2 separate regions of the Mus musculus genome follow, and region 2 is linked to region 1. A link is a loop called in an ENCODE intact Hi-C map of the cell type or tissue named here. Cell type or tissue: heart. All regions are shown on one strand. Each heading gives the region's core, and the rest is flanking DNA. Links, peaks and the distances in the headings are about the cores only.

Region 1 (7,247 bases), core at 1,606-5,605:
GGCCAACCATAACTTTACCCTGAGAAAACCCTTTCGGCATTTCCATGGCTCGGATCCTCCAGCTTTGGGGGCGGAGTGAGAGCAAACGGGTAGTTAGGAAAGCAGCCAATGATCAAAAGGCCCGGGCAGTCGGTTGGCCGTGAGGCAGAGGCGGCAGGAGAGTCACGAGTGAAGTGTCGCTTGTGCTGCCCTGTCCTATCCTGTGTCCTCTCACCCCAAACCTGGCTTAAAAGTAACACAAAAGCTGGGCATGGTGGCGCACGCCTTTAATCCCAGCACTTGGGAGGCAGTGGCAGACGGATTTCTGAGCTCGAGGCCAGCCTGGTCTACAAAGTGAGTTCCAGGACAGCCAGGGCTATATAGAGAAACCTTGTCTCGAAAAACCAAAAAAAAAAAAAAAAAAAAGGTAACACAAAAGTCGTTTCATAAGCTGTCGGTTCAGTTGGGAATCCAGCGCCTGCTAAGGCCATTTCAACCTCAAAGTTAATGTTTTACCACGTTTCTGAGCAGAGATGATTTTTCTATTCTGTAGAGAAGAAAACTGAAGGCCCTGTGTATAATCTCTTCTCTCCCCCTCTCTCTCTCCCTCTCTCCCTCCCTCCCTTTCTTGTTTATGATTTGGGGTTTGGCTTTATTTTCTGTTTGTTTTGAAGCAGTGACTCATAGCCCAGGCTAACCCGAAACTCCATGTTTAGGCAAGAATTACTTCGAACTCCTGCCTCCCAGATGCTGGGATTACAGGCATGAAAGACCATAACCAGCGGTAATTAATTCTTTGCCCACCCCTTACCCCAACTTCCAGTTTATAGATGAGAAAAGAGTCCCCTGAAGTCACTCAAAAGATCCTATTTGCTCTCAATGAGGTCACTGCCTCAGCAACATGACTCCCAGTGTCTGTCCGAGGCCATCTGCAGTCTGTAGGAATGTCCGGAGTAACGAGGTTACTAGAACTACAGACCTGGAGGAAGCAGTGAGTTTCCAGGGGCCCTGGAGGCAGCTTGTGGCCATCATACAGATAAAAAGGCCCAAGCAATCACTTCTCACTGAGACTTCTGAGAACGGAGCAGCAGATGGAATGAACTGGTATCAAAGCTGGCCTGGCCAGGAGCTCGAGCAGGGCAAGCCCCAGGGAGGGCAGGAGCTGGGAGACCTCCAGCTTGCATCCCCAAAGCCTGTGGAAACATTTCCAGGTAGAGGCAGAACTTCAATCCAATATCAAGATCTAAGCAACAACTCTCTGTCTAAGGCCAACACTGTCACCATCTAGCGGGACTTTCCAGAGGCAAAGAGCCAGAGCCTCTGTCCAGCCACTGAATCCCCCCCCCACCCCCCAAGAGAAATCCAAAGTTCAGACCCAGGGAGGGCTGACCAGTGGAACCAGGAAGGGGAGGGCAGCAAAGCCACAGAGAAATGGGAGAAAAGGGGCCTCTGTGACGTGGAGAGCAGAGGCCACAAGCACTCGTTTTTTTGTTTTTGTTTTTTTGGTGTTTTGAGACAGGTTCTCACTATGTAGCTATTGGCTGTCCAGGAATTCACTATATGCACCAGGCTGGCCTTGAACTCCCAGAGATCCACCCACATCTGTCTCCCAAGTGCTGGGGTTAGAGGTGTGTGCCAGCATCCTTGATCTTAAGCCACACACACTGGGTTGTTTAGGAGCAAATGAATCTAAAGTCTCAAATGGTGAGGGGGGGAGGGGAGGGGGAGGGCAGAGCAAGAATACCAGAGCTAACTTTGGTATATTGGGGCTCATTTTTTTTAAACTTTCATTCTTTTTTTTTTTTTTAAGGTTTCTTTATTATCTGTAAGTACACCATAGCTGTCTTCAGACACACCAGAAGAGGGAATCAGATCTTGTTACGGATGGTTGTGAGCCATCATGTGGTTGCTGAATTTGAACTCAGGACCTTTGGAAGAACAGTCAGGGGCTGGTGAGATGGCTCAATGGGTAAGAGCACCCGACTGCTCTTCTGAAGGTCCGGAGTTCAAATCCCAGCAACCACATGGTGGCTCACAACCATCTGTAACAGGATCTGATGCCCTCTTCTGGAGTGTCTGAAGATAGCTACAGTGTACTTACATATAATAAATAAATCCTTTAAAAAAAAAAAAAAAAAAAGAACAGTCAATGCTCTTAACCACTGAGCCATCTCTCCAGCACCTCATTGTCTCTCTCTCTCTCTTTTTTGTTTTTGTTTTTTGAGACTGGGTTTCTCTGTATAGCCCTGGCTGGTCCTGGAACTCACTCTGTAAACCAGGCTGGCCTCGAACTCAGAAATCTGCCTGCCTCTGTCTCCCAAGTGCTGGGAGGTGTGCGTCACCACTGCCCAGCCTAAATGCAATATCTTATATGTAGACTTAGAATTAGTATAAAGTTGATTTTGTTTATTTTATCTTACTTTATTTTGAGAGAGGGGAGGGCATCGCAATAGGTAGACTAGGCTAGCCTAGAAGTCACTTTGCTGACCAGGTCAGCCTTGAGCTCTCAGAGGATCCATCTGAGTGCTAGAATCAAATGCATGCTCCACAATGCATGCTCCACCATGTCCAGCCCCAAAGGATGCCTCTGTCTTCAAACGTAAGGCAAATGTTCACCTAAGGCTGTGTTTCAGTGTTCCAGCACGCACTTAGCACTCACAGGCCCTGGCTTCAATCCACAGCAAACAAACAAAACCAAAAAAATGTCATTATCTGGCTCAGCCCCACTGGCAACAGTCTTTCCTCTCTCCCACTTGGTGGGAGAGTAGGTATGATATGTGGGGCTGAGTCCCCAGTGCTTCATTTGAGAGACCCTACTTTGAATGTGGCCTGCAGAGGTATATAACGCCCATAGGGCCCTGAAGAAGACCCTCCAGAACTGGCTTCTATTCTGGCTTCCACAGTGTGGATTTATGAGTGTGTTGTGCGAGGCAGTTTAGGAACATACAATAACTATTGCCACTCTAAAGGTCTAAACTCCAACCCAGCCAAGCCACTTAATTCCTTCTGGCCAACTGACTTCACAAAAACAAAGTGATAGAGTCGTCCTTCATTGAAGCCTGTTTGCATCAGCCAAAAATCACATTCCCGAAATGTAATCACAATCCGATCATGACAACCGGATGATCACCCACTGTGGGAGGGAGTCAGAGGTCTGCATCCTGATATAAAACAGTCTCGAAGGTAAAATGTTGCTGCTGGGAACGTAGCTCAGTAGCAGGGTGCTTGCCTAGCTCATGTGAAGTCCTACACTCTATCGCCAGCATGGAAACCAGAAAGTTGAACTGCAGCATACCAGACACTTGCTCTTAACAGGAACAGCACCGCCCCCTAGGGGACGTTTCTGAAATTCGAGGCTGGTGCCGCTTTGGATGACCAGAAATGTCCTGTTTGGGAATGTCCCGTGCTGAGCAGAACATTCTGATACAACATGAACTTTCAACAACAACAAAACCCCACGTCGCTAAAATTTCCTTTTTTCAGGGCAGTTATAGGCATGAAAAACTTATAATTATCAGCTGCCGATGACAAATTCACCCCCACTTTTTGTATGTATATGATGTATCTGTGTGCAGGTACGTGTGTGTAGGTCAGGGGTCAAACAAGGATGTTGTGCTCCAAGGACTGTCTACTTTTTTTTTTTTTGACACAAGTTATCTTACTAATCTGGAACTTGCCAGTGCAGTCTAGGCTAACTAGCCAGTGATGCCCAGGGCTCTGCCTGTCTCCATCTCCCCAGCACTGAGAGCATAAATGCATGGCACAACACTCAGCTTTATACGTGGATGCTGGGGATCAAACTCAGGTACCTATGCTTGCAAAACAAGTAGTTTATCAACTGAGCCTAATCCCCAGATCCTATTCCCAAAACCTTTTTTTTAAGATTTGTTTTATTATTATATATATTTTCCCTGTATGTATGTGTGTGTACTACATACGTGCCTACCCACAAAAGTCAGAAGGAGGCTTCTGAGTTCCCTAAGACTAAAGCTATAGACATGAGTCACCATGTGGATGCTGGGAATAGAACCCAGGTCCTCTGTGCGAGTAAAAGGGGCTTTTAACTGCAGATCCAACTTTCCGGTACCCCCATATATTTAATAATTTTTTTTTCAGTGGTGGAGAGATGGTTCAGGGGTAAAGAGCACTGGTTGCTCTTCCAGAGGAACAGGGTTCAATTCCCAGCAACCACACGGCAGCTCACAACATCTGTAAATCCAGTCCCAGGGGATCTGACACCTTCTTCTGGCCTCCATGGGCACTGCACACATGTGCATTGGTACACATAAATAAAACAACTATGTTTTAATTATAATAAAAATATGTTTGCTATTCATTTTCTAGGAATAAAACCACTATGGACCCTAAGAAAACTTTTATTTTTTTCCTTAACATTACAGCTTGAACTTTGTTCTGGTTTCTAAGTGTTCTGTGTAGGAAGACCACAGGACCTATGAATTTCATGAAGGAGTGTCTTCTTTTGGGGACAGGGAGGAGGAAGACAGGGGAGCTCATGCCTTGCTATGGCGCTGAGGCTAGCCTCGAGTTCTGGATCCTCCTCTCTCTCCCTCCCCTGAATTTCTGGGATTGTGGGCATGTGATGTCACATGTAGCAGCTTACGGCTGAGTGTCAAAGGTGAACTAGATAGTAGGTAGGTATTACCAGGCTCAGGAGACTTGAGTGCCGCAGGCCTTCCCTGTCCCACACATTGCCCACTGCCTCTGGACACGGCAAGTCCAGTTTAGCCGTGTGTGGTCTTCATTGTTCTGAGAGGCTCTCATGCATTTAGCAGTTCTGAGAGCGGTCTACTGCCATAAATAAGGCCTCGAATAAAGCCAGGGAAGGTGGGGCAGAGGGTGAGTTACCCACTAGATCACCATGGGCCAAGAAGCAGGAACACTGGCTGTACCTACCACCAAGATTTGTGTTGGAGATTCAAGGCGAGTTTACTGGAAAGGCTACTGTGCTGGAGATCACGGTAAGCATTAGCAGAACACAATTGTTGTTCTGGTTGGTTTGGCTTGGAGGTTTGTTTTGATTTATAGCTTTTGAGACTGGGTTGCCCCAGGCTGACCTCAGACTCTGTGCAACTGAACTTGAACTCCTAATCCTCCTGCCTCTACCTCCCAAATGCTGCGATTACAGATTACAGGTGTGCACCACCTCTCCTGGGTTGGTTATGATGTGCTGGGGATCAAACCCAGCCTTCAGACATGCTGGCTACAGCTTTAACCTGTTTGTCTGTCTGTAGAGACAGTCTTGCTATGTAGCCTTAAACCTAACATCCTCCTGCCTCAGCCTCCCCAGTGAGGGCACAAGTCACCCCCATAAAGCTAAGACCCTACTTTTTACAAACACTAAAATAGGGTGAGCCAGTAGCCTACCTGATGGGTGGTAGAAAGCCTGATGCATGGACACAGGTTTCTTCCCTAATTGGTTGACCTGTCTCCTTTCCAGGGTTCACAGTAGCTTGATCTCTGAACTCTTCTTCCCTTTTGCACCAGGATCTTGCCTGTGTTAGGCAACTGCTCCGCCACTAAGCTACAGACTCCCAGTTTCTTCACTTTTTTTTTTAAGATTTATTTATTATTATATCTAAGTACACTGTAGCTGTCTTCAGATGCACCAGAAGAGGGCGTCAGATCTCATTACGGATGGTTGTGAGCCACCATGTGGTTGCTGGGATTTGAACTCAGAACCTTCAGAAGAGCAGTCTGTGCTCTTAACCACTGAGCCACCTCTCCAGCCCCAGTTTCTTCACTTTTATCAATGCCACCAATATTGATGCTACCGAGAGACCCTGCTGCCTTCTTTGGGTGGGGGGGACACTAAGGTCTCAGTGGAGAATGGTGGCTATGACTTGTGACCTGAAAAGGTGTCCTGTGCCACTTCCCTCCATCCCTGTGGCCTTCTCTTTTCATCTCTCTTTGGGCTTATGGCGATGCTGCTGCAGTCTGGGAAGGGAAGGCTGGCTTCCTTGCTTGGGTCCCCTCCCATCACTTTGGAGACAGAGCGTCAGGTTAGTCATAGGATCCCTTTGATGTCCTAAAACAAAAAACAAAACAAAACAAAAATCCCCTCTGCTTTTAATATGCCATTTTACAAGATTTCTTCACGTCCATTATGCTATTTGAACCTCACCTGTGGAGGGTGTGCCAAGGGTGTTGTGTGCACATTCCAGTAAGGAAGAAACTGAATTTTAAGGGAAGTGTGTGTGTGTGTGTGTGTGTGTGTATGTGTGTGTGTTGGGGGGGTTGTGTGTAGCAATGTCCCCTGAGTTGAAACATTCTGGAGGCTCCCTAACACTTAGGAAGTTCTACAGTAAGGCTCCTTAAGCCTCAGGAAGACCCTGAAATGTATCAGATTCACAGAACTCCTCCCTCCCTAAGATCAAATAAACAGTAGAGAGGAGGGGAGGGGGGAGAGGGAGGGAAGGGGAGGGAGGAGGGGAGTAGAGAGGGAGGGAAGAGGAGATGAGGGAAAGAGGTGAGGGGAGGAGAGGAAGAGAGGAGAGGGAAGAGAAGGGGAGCAGAGGGGAGGGGGAGACTCTCAGCTGTCAAACTGCCTTTAAGCAGTACACAGAGGTCTAGGGCTCCTGCTTTTGTGAGTCACCCACCGCCCATGCTAGCCCAGGCTTTTATTGAGCTGCTGCATCAGCCACACTCCCATCAGTGACTCCTACAAACTCACTGGTTTTCCAAGTTGTGCTTCAGTGGTATGTATTTGACCTATCATGGATTCCCTATTCAGGGGGAGTAGATGTTTCTTCATGTCTCCCCAGGAATAGTGTCCCACAATGCAAATGAGGCCTGGACAGTACATGCCTAGACAAATACAAGTTGAGGGGACTGGTTGCATGGCCCCTGCACCGGATGCTAAGACGTACAACTGAAGCCAGTCCGTATGAGGATGGAGCATCCCCAGGGAAAATCCTGATGAGGCCACCTCTCCCTGTGTGGTCTGGGATGGAAGATCTCTTTGCTGTAGTGGTGGTCACATTCCCCCTGTGATGGACGAGAGGAAGTTCGAATAATGTCTCATGAGCTAAGAATGCCATGTCTGTGGAAGGGGTCCAAAGACAGCCACCATCCTCTACTTGGTATGGGGTGGCGTGCCTCCTTGAGTACAGGGATGTCCCCGAAACAGCTGATGGAGTAAGGAAATAGATTAAAGTCTCTGAAAGTAGCCGGGCAGTGGTGGCGCATGCCTTTAATCCCAGCACTTGGGAGGCAGATTTCTGAGTTCGAGGCCAGCCTGGTCTACAGAA
Region 2 (7,247 bases), core at 1,823-5,822, 160 kb before region 1:
TTTGGAGAGGTGGGTGTTGGATGCATCTGTCCTCGAGAGATCCTGTGATGACTCACACGCCACCAGAAGAGAGAGGGAAAGGGGGGCTAAGGGATGAATGGATTGCAAGTCAAAAGGAAAGGGAGGAGGAGAGGCGCTCGGGTGCCTCGATTGGTCCGCGTCAATTTCTTCCCAACATCTGCAGTGCGTGGGGCTGAGTGATCCCACCGCAGGGTGGGGGTAGCCGCTGCGAAGCTGGCTGACGTTCGCTTCCCGCCTGCTGGGCCGGCTGCGAGCAGTTCCTCAATGACTCACCGCATTGTCAGGCTGATTCACTGCTCCGCTGGGGCCTTGAAAGAGGGGGGCACAACCCTCTCTGTACGTCTTACACGCGCGCACTCACACGCGCACACACGCATATACGCGCAAGTGGGGCTACGGCAGGGCTTCTTATATGCTAGGGTCAGCACCCCATCAATAAATTCCCGTGGTAGAGAGAAGATAGTCTTTATCACCTGGTGCATTGGAGAATGAGCTTGGAATTTCTGTCTACTAATATCCCCGTCGCTATTTCCATGAAAATTAAACACCATTAAATCTTCAGCTCCTTAGTGGAACTAGCCACGTTGCACGTGTCTGAGATCCAGGAGGGGCTAGTGGCCATCCCAACGGACAGTGAGTTTATACAGAATACATTTCCATAGGCATCCAGTTCTATTGAACAGCTGGTTTACATATAGGGAGAGCTCACTAACTGAATCTTTTTGTACACAGCCACCCAGACAGCGCAGCCCTTCCCCCGGGCTCCCATATGTGGCCCACAACGCACATCGAATTACACACACACACTCAACATGCAACACCCACCCACCAACACGACACAAAACCCTGCGTGTGTACACACTGTCTCTTTTGTCTGCCACTGTCCGTAACAAGGCATTATAAATACAGGCATCAAACTGGTTTGCATACAATTGTTCATATGATAAAAAAAACAAACACAACCATGAATTAGGGGAAAATGCGTTTGCAAACACGCCAAAATAGATACAAACCCAAGCCATGTGGTTCCCATAACAATTCCCCCACACAAGTTTGCAAACTAAAGTAGAGGGGGAGGGAATCCACGTTTGCTGAGACCCTGCCAACATGCCAGACACGGAGTTAGCCATTTCAATGCAATTCATCTCATCTCACAGAAAAAACCTACAAAGAGGCAGAATTCTGTTTTCATAGATAAAGCACTAAAGAAAGGCTCTGAGAGTAAAGTAACTTACTCAAGATTGTATGCAGTTAGCGGGAGACTCGAACGTATTTTTTTCTAACTCCATAGCAAACGCAGCAAGCTGTTTTCAACCCCCCCTCCCTCCATGGCATGTGTATGCTCATGAGTTTCCTTTGTACTTAAGAAAACTCCTTCATCAGCCAATGGCAACTTCTTGTGGAAGTGGGCCTAAAGTTGCCCAATTCTTTCCTGACAAAGGCGTTGAAGTCATTAAACAAATGCTTGCACCACGGTGTCTGCCTCATACTAAGTGTTTAGTCACAAAAGCTGCAAGAGCCAGGCAAGGTGATACACACACATAATCCCAACACTTGGGGAAGCTGAGGCAGGTGGATTGCTGCAAATTCAAGGTCATTCTGTGACACATTTGGGACCCTGTTTCAACTCTCCCCTCCTACAAGAGGAAAGCCAAATGACCTGACCCTAAATAAAAGTAAACAGTCCATCAGGGGGTGTGTGGAGGAGACCCTGAAGAGAATACAGGACACTCAGTAGACACCAGTTATGACATAGGTAGGTCCTGAATACAGAGACTAGAGAACAAAGAAAACGTTTTGAAAACTGGGTGTAGTGAAACATGCCTTTAATCCTAGCACTTTGGAAGCAGAAGCCCTGTCCAAGAAAAAAAAAAGAGGAAGAAAGAAAAAAGAAAAAGAAAGAAAAGAAAGAGGACTGAGAGATGGCTTAGCAGCTCAGAGCAATGTCTGCTCTTCCAGAGGTCCTGAGTTCAATTCCCAGCACCTACATGGCAGTTCACAGCCATCTATGAGGGGATCTGATGCCCTCTTCTGGCATGCAGGTGTACATGCAGCTGAGCACTCAGACATAAAATCAACAAAAATAATTTTTTTTTAAAAAAGGGAAAAAAACGTAAAAAGAAAAGGGCATTAGCTGAGCACAGAGGCGCACACATGTAATCCCAGGAGGATGTGTCAGAAGGGAATGTTCTAGGCCACCCTTAGCGATGAGACCTTTTCGAGGAAGGGAGGGTGGAGAGGGAGAAGCAAGAAGTATGCTAAACTCTTTAATGACTGGGTTTGAGAGCAGTGGAAACTCAGACCGACTAGGAATAAGTTCAGAAATGGAAAACCTGGGTTCTGGGATGTAGGCTGGAAGCAGATCAGAGGACTCAGACAGAGCAGGATGACAAGCTCAGTATAGGGGGAGGGTCCCAGCACTGTTAATTTTGTTTAACCTGGAATGATAACAGCCAAGAGTCCTGGAGTACTATGTGATTCCAGGTATGACCCTGACCAAGCTCACATGCTCACATAGCAAAGAGGAGGTAGAGTTGAGAGCCTATGACCCAGCTATCGAGACTTCAGCATCTACAGTTTAACTGCTATACCATTTTGCTTCCTAGAATTCCAGGGGACTGAGGGTTTTTTTTTTGTTTTGTTTTTTGTTTTTTTTTTGGTTTTTTTTTTTTTTTTTTTGACAGGGTTTCTCTGTGTACCCCTGGCTCTCCTGGAACTAACTCTGTAGACCAGGCTGGCCTTGAACTCAGAAATCCGCCTCCTTCTGTGCTGGGATTAAAGGCGTGGGCCACCACCACCTGTCTGGGACTGAGTTCTTGACTAGAGGCTTCAGGAAGACAACCCCCCTATAATTATGTGCAAAGCATCATGTGTTTGTACACATGTGCCTTGTTCTGAGGAAGAATCCACCAATTTAGTCATATTTCTATGGCTCAGACGGCTACTGTGCTCTGAGGAAAAGACACACCCTGTCTTTCCCGGATCTCTTCATTCAGTCTTACTTGCCTTATATGCTTGAGCCAGGCCTTACCTTCCAGTCCCTGCATGGCCTCCAAAGTAATTTTGTTTATGTTTTTGTTTGTTCGTTTTTTCTGCAGTGTATGTATGTATGGTAGCTGGGACCAGAGTCTTGAAGACGCTTAGTACAATGTTGACCATTGGAATGCACTCCCAGCTTTCAGGCCTATTTTTCTAACATGCAAAGAAGGCACACATTTTTCTGTCGTAGAAACTCTTTAGGGCTGGGCGTATTATTAGCTTAGTGTTGAACATTTGCTTAGCACGTGCAAGGCCCAAAATCGTTCAATCCCTCCTCATTCACCAGAGGATGATGGCGCATGAGGCTCTCTACCTTTTCCTGTCTCTACCAATCAGCTTGGCCTACAAAGTGTGAACCCCCCCCCCCCCCCCGCCGCCCTCCCCGGTTCCATCCCTAGCACCACATAAAACCAGCCACCCCAGCGTTTGGGAGGTAGAGGAAGAACAATATGGAGTTAAGGTTATTTTCGGCTACAAAGTGAGTTAGAGGGCAGCCTGGGCTACACGATCGGCTGCGTTCTGGTGAGGATGAAGTCACTCTCAAATCACCAGTGTGCTCAACAAAAAAAAAAAAAAAAAAAAAAAAAAAAGAAGGGAGAATAAAGTGTATAAGATTTCTCCAAGCTCCCTTTCAACCAGAACGTGGCAGCCGGCTGGACTAGAGGGACCGCTTGGGGGCGACCGAGAGACCTTTGATTTTCCCTTTAAGGCTGCGGCGGAAGGCCCGAGGAAGAAGGACTTTGTGTCGGCAGGATAAAAATTGGTGCCTTCCCTTTAAGGGGGCGGAGCTATTGTTTTGGCGGCGGCTTTGAAAGCCGCTCTGGGTGCACGTTCTTAGGCGCCCCTCTCTCAGTTTCCGCTGCGGTCTTAAAGACGCTTCTCTTGGACCTTGCTCTGGGAATGCGACCGGACATAGTTCCCTACTCTACGTCTGGGTCGAGTTGGAGGTGAACCCTTGAGTCTGACACGGCCGGGCCGACCCGCCGGCCCGAGCCCACGGCCTGTCGTTATGGTAATGCCGCGTCTAAGCCGCCCGGGCTCTGGGGAGGAGGCGTTCCAGCCCCGGGGAAGCCGGACTCCGGGTTGGGCTCCGGGCTCGCTAGTCTGCTAGGACGGGATCTGCCTGGTAGAGACTGAGTGTAGTCTGCAGACCTGGGGGCTAGGTAGGAAGGGCGCGCAACGCGCAGGAGACCTTGTGAAAGGTACCTCCCCCGGACATACAGACCTACAGACAGACAGAAAAATAGTCATCAATCCCTGCGAGCCCAAACGTCACTGGCTTTTGGAATCTTTGCCCCCAACCTCGTGATCTTGGGGTGACTAACATTCAACTCTCCTCTCCCTCCTTCCCTTCCTCTCCTCCTCCGCCTCCTCCTCTGTTTTTATTTTTTTGGGAGGAGGGTGGGTCCTTGAAACAGGCTTTCTGCCCCTGGCTATCCTGTAACTCAGTATGTAGATTAGGCTGGCCTCGAACTCAAAGTTCTGCCTTAGGCGTTCTGGGAATTAAAGGCAGCAGCTACCATGCCACACGCCCTCAATCCCCCACCAAAAACCCAGGCTGTGGGTGTGACACTCGTCTGAGTCTGCTGTCCAGGAAGAAGAACCGTAGACTGGGGCAGTCCACACTCTTGGCAACTTTGCCTTTGGCTTTGGTCCTCTGTAGAAAGAAATCACTGGCTTGATCCTCAGAAACAAGGGTTTCAGGCAGGGTCCTTTCTTGTGTTGGACCAACCTTTGAGATTCTGTTGCAGAATACTCAGGCCTGTTTCCAGAGGTGGTGTAGGCAAGTAATCCCATCCTTTGGGAAAGGAAAGGGTCAGGAGTTCAAGGTCAGGGGCTGGGGAAGTGGCTGAGCAGGTAAAAGGTGGTTGTCTCTGATGCCTCAGTTACATCCCTAGGACCCATAGGGTGGAAGAAGCCGACTCCCTCAAGTTCTTTTCACCTTCACACCCATGCAGTAGTGTACCCCACCCCCACTAAATCAATCATTTTTTTTATATAAGATTTGAAAATTACCTTTATCAACATAATAATGACTTGAGGCCAACTTGGGCTACTTGAGACCCTTATGCTGACCCTGCCTTTGTCTCCCTTAGCAGTCGCCTCTCTTTTACTATCTCCCCTTTCTAGGAGTAGTTCAGATAAACTGTGTGTGTGCATTATATGTATATATGTGTATATATATATATTTTTTTTTTGGTTTTTTTTTTTAAAGAAAGTATTTTTTTGGTTTTTTTTTTTTAAAGAAAGTTTTTTTTTTTTTTTTTTTTGGTTTTTCGAGGCAGGGTTTCTCTGTGTAGCCCTGGCTATCCTGGAACTCACTCTGTAGACCAGGTTGGCCTCGAACTCAGAAATCCGCCTGCCTCTGCGTGCTGGGATTAAAGGCATGCGCCACCACGCCCGGCTCGAGTATTTTTAAGTCTTTAGCTAAATCGAATTTCTTCTCTTTTCCCTCTTCCAGTACTAGCCAGACACACCAGAAACCCAGTATACTTGAGATGGTCACATTAGAGCTGGGGAAAAGGTTGTAGTGAATACAGGATGATGCTGCGGGCGGTGGTTTCCCTCCGGTCTCAAGTGCTTTGTTTTCTTTTTCAGACGTGTGGTTTTCAGAAGTTGTTTTCTGTGGAAGAGGACTTTGAAGATGAGGTAGGGAACTGTTGGTGACCTGGACTAGCAAAAGATGCCCTGAGATGGAGACACAGCCAAGTTCAGGACCTTTGAAGCAGTCCCAGCAGGCAGCTTTCAATGGACATATCTTTCATCTTTTCTTTTTTTTTTTTTAATCTATCTCAGGCTAAAAGTGTAAATAATTGTAAGCAAGGACCAACTTGGTGCTACTTGCTTGTATTGTAGTTCCAGTACGTAAGAGGCTGAAGCAGGAAGGTAGGAACCCAAGGCTGGCGTGGGGCTACATAGAGAGACTCTGTCTCAGCAACAACAGCATATTCATCTGTCTTTGTTTGCAGTATGTTTCCGGCACACGGTTTCTCTGTGTAGCCCTTGCTGTTCTGGAACTCGCTCTGTAGACTTGACTAGCCTGGAGCTCACAGATGTTTACCAGTCTCTGCCTCCCAGAGTCCTGCGATTGAAGGCCTGCATTGCCGCTGCTGGCTGTATTCAACTGTCTTAAAAATAAAACAGGCTAGATGTGGTGGTGGTGTATGCCTTTAATGTAGGCAGCACTCGGGAGTTAGAGGCAGGCAAATCTCTTGAGTTCTAGGACAGCCAGGGCTATGTAGAGAGACCCTGTCTCAAACAAAAGAAAAAAAAAGTCCAGAGTGTGAGTAAGTGGGTCCAGGTCCCTGCTTATCTTAGAGCCCTGACCTAAATGCTCACGCTCTCAATAAAACCAGGTACCTGAGGTCACCTGTGATTCCAGCATTTGCTAGATGGAGGCAGAGGCATCATAAGTTCAAGGTCCTCGGCCGCATAGAGAATTCAGAGCTGTTCTGGGCATCATGAGATCCTGTCTCAAAAGAAAAGAAGAAAAAGAAAGAAAACAAACAAAAACCAAACTAACTCCCTAATTCTAACTGTCATGTCTTTAATTATAAAGGCCTTCCTGGGAGCTGTCTGGAGGGTGATTTCATTCACTTTTATAATAGCATGCCTGAAGGGGGAGGAACGTTTATAGAGAGCCGCCTCAGGGAGGAGGCCGCACAGTTAGCAGGATGATGTGAGACCCGAGGGCACCAACTGGCCTGTGACCCGGGCAGATAGATCACTTCATACTCCGGCCTCCCACTTTGTCTTCTCTAGAATGAAGGGCATTGTTGTGTTCCTCTCTTCCTTCTCAGAAGAAAAGAAATTAAATGAGACACACAGTCAACATTTTGGAATCACCCTCATGTAAGGCCTACCCCATGCCACTTACGTGAGAATTTCTGGCAGAGAAACTTCTTCAATAAGTCACCTACCGCTGGGAGGTGGTGGCACACGACTTTAATCCCAGCACTTGGGAGGCAGAGGCAGGTGGATTTCTGAGTTCAAGGCCAGCCTGGTCTACAGAGTGAGTTCCAAGACAGCCAGGGCTACACAGAGAAACCCTGTCTCATAAATAAATAAATAAATAAATAAATAAATAAATAAATAAGTCACTTACCGGCCAAGGGAACCAGGGCAAATCCCTCTGTTCTGTGGCCTCCCTGGGCGATTTCCAGCCGGAGTTTGGTTTTCAAACCATT

What was found. A loop is a pair of places that touch in the nucleus more often than their neighbours do. Peaks named below come from ENCODE experiments on the same cell type or tissue, not always from the same donor. Only the 100,000 strongest peaks of a DNase experiment are listed, where the experiment ranks them.
Region 2: a loop joins it to region 1, with 4 times the contacts of the local background. A loop is called at or near these places in 1 of 42 quality-filtered maps.

What each region holds. Positions count from the first base shown.
Region 1 is chr11:102,408,608-102,415,854 of GRCm38, forward strand. It overlaps a transcript of Slc25a39 not described here. Among named protein-coding and RNA genes, the nearest start is that of Slc25a39, 4.7 kb to the left of the region's middle. In heart, for the core only: a CTCF peak has its summit at 3,312 (motif pointing left); a DNase peak (open chromatin) is centred at 3,314.
Region 2 is chr11:102,245,021-102,252,267 of GRCm38, forward strand. Hrob (homologous recombination factor with OB-fold) reads left to right here and starts at 3,862. Exons shown (of 10, transcript NM_153544.3): 1 at 3,862-4,072; 2 at 5,659-5,709. The coding sequence starts at 4,070. In heart, for the core only: CTCF peaks have their summits at 2,054 (motif pointing left) and 3,737; a DNase peak (open chromatin) is centred at 3,781; H3K4me3 peaks cover 1,421 bases; H3K27ac peaks cover 1,442 bases.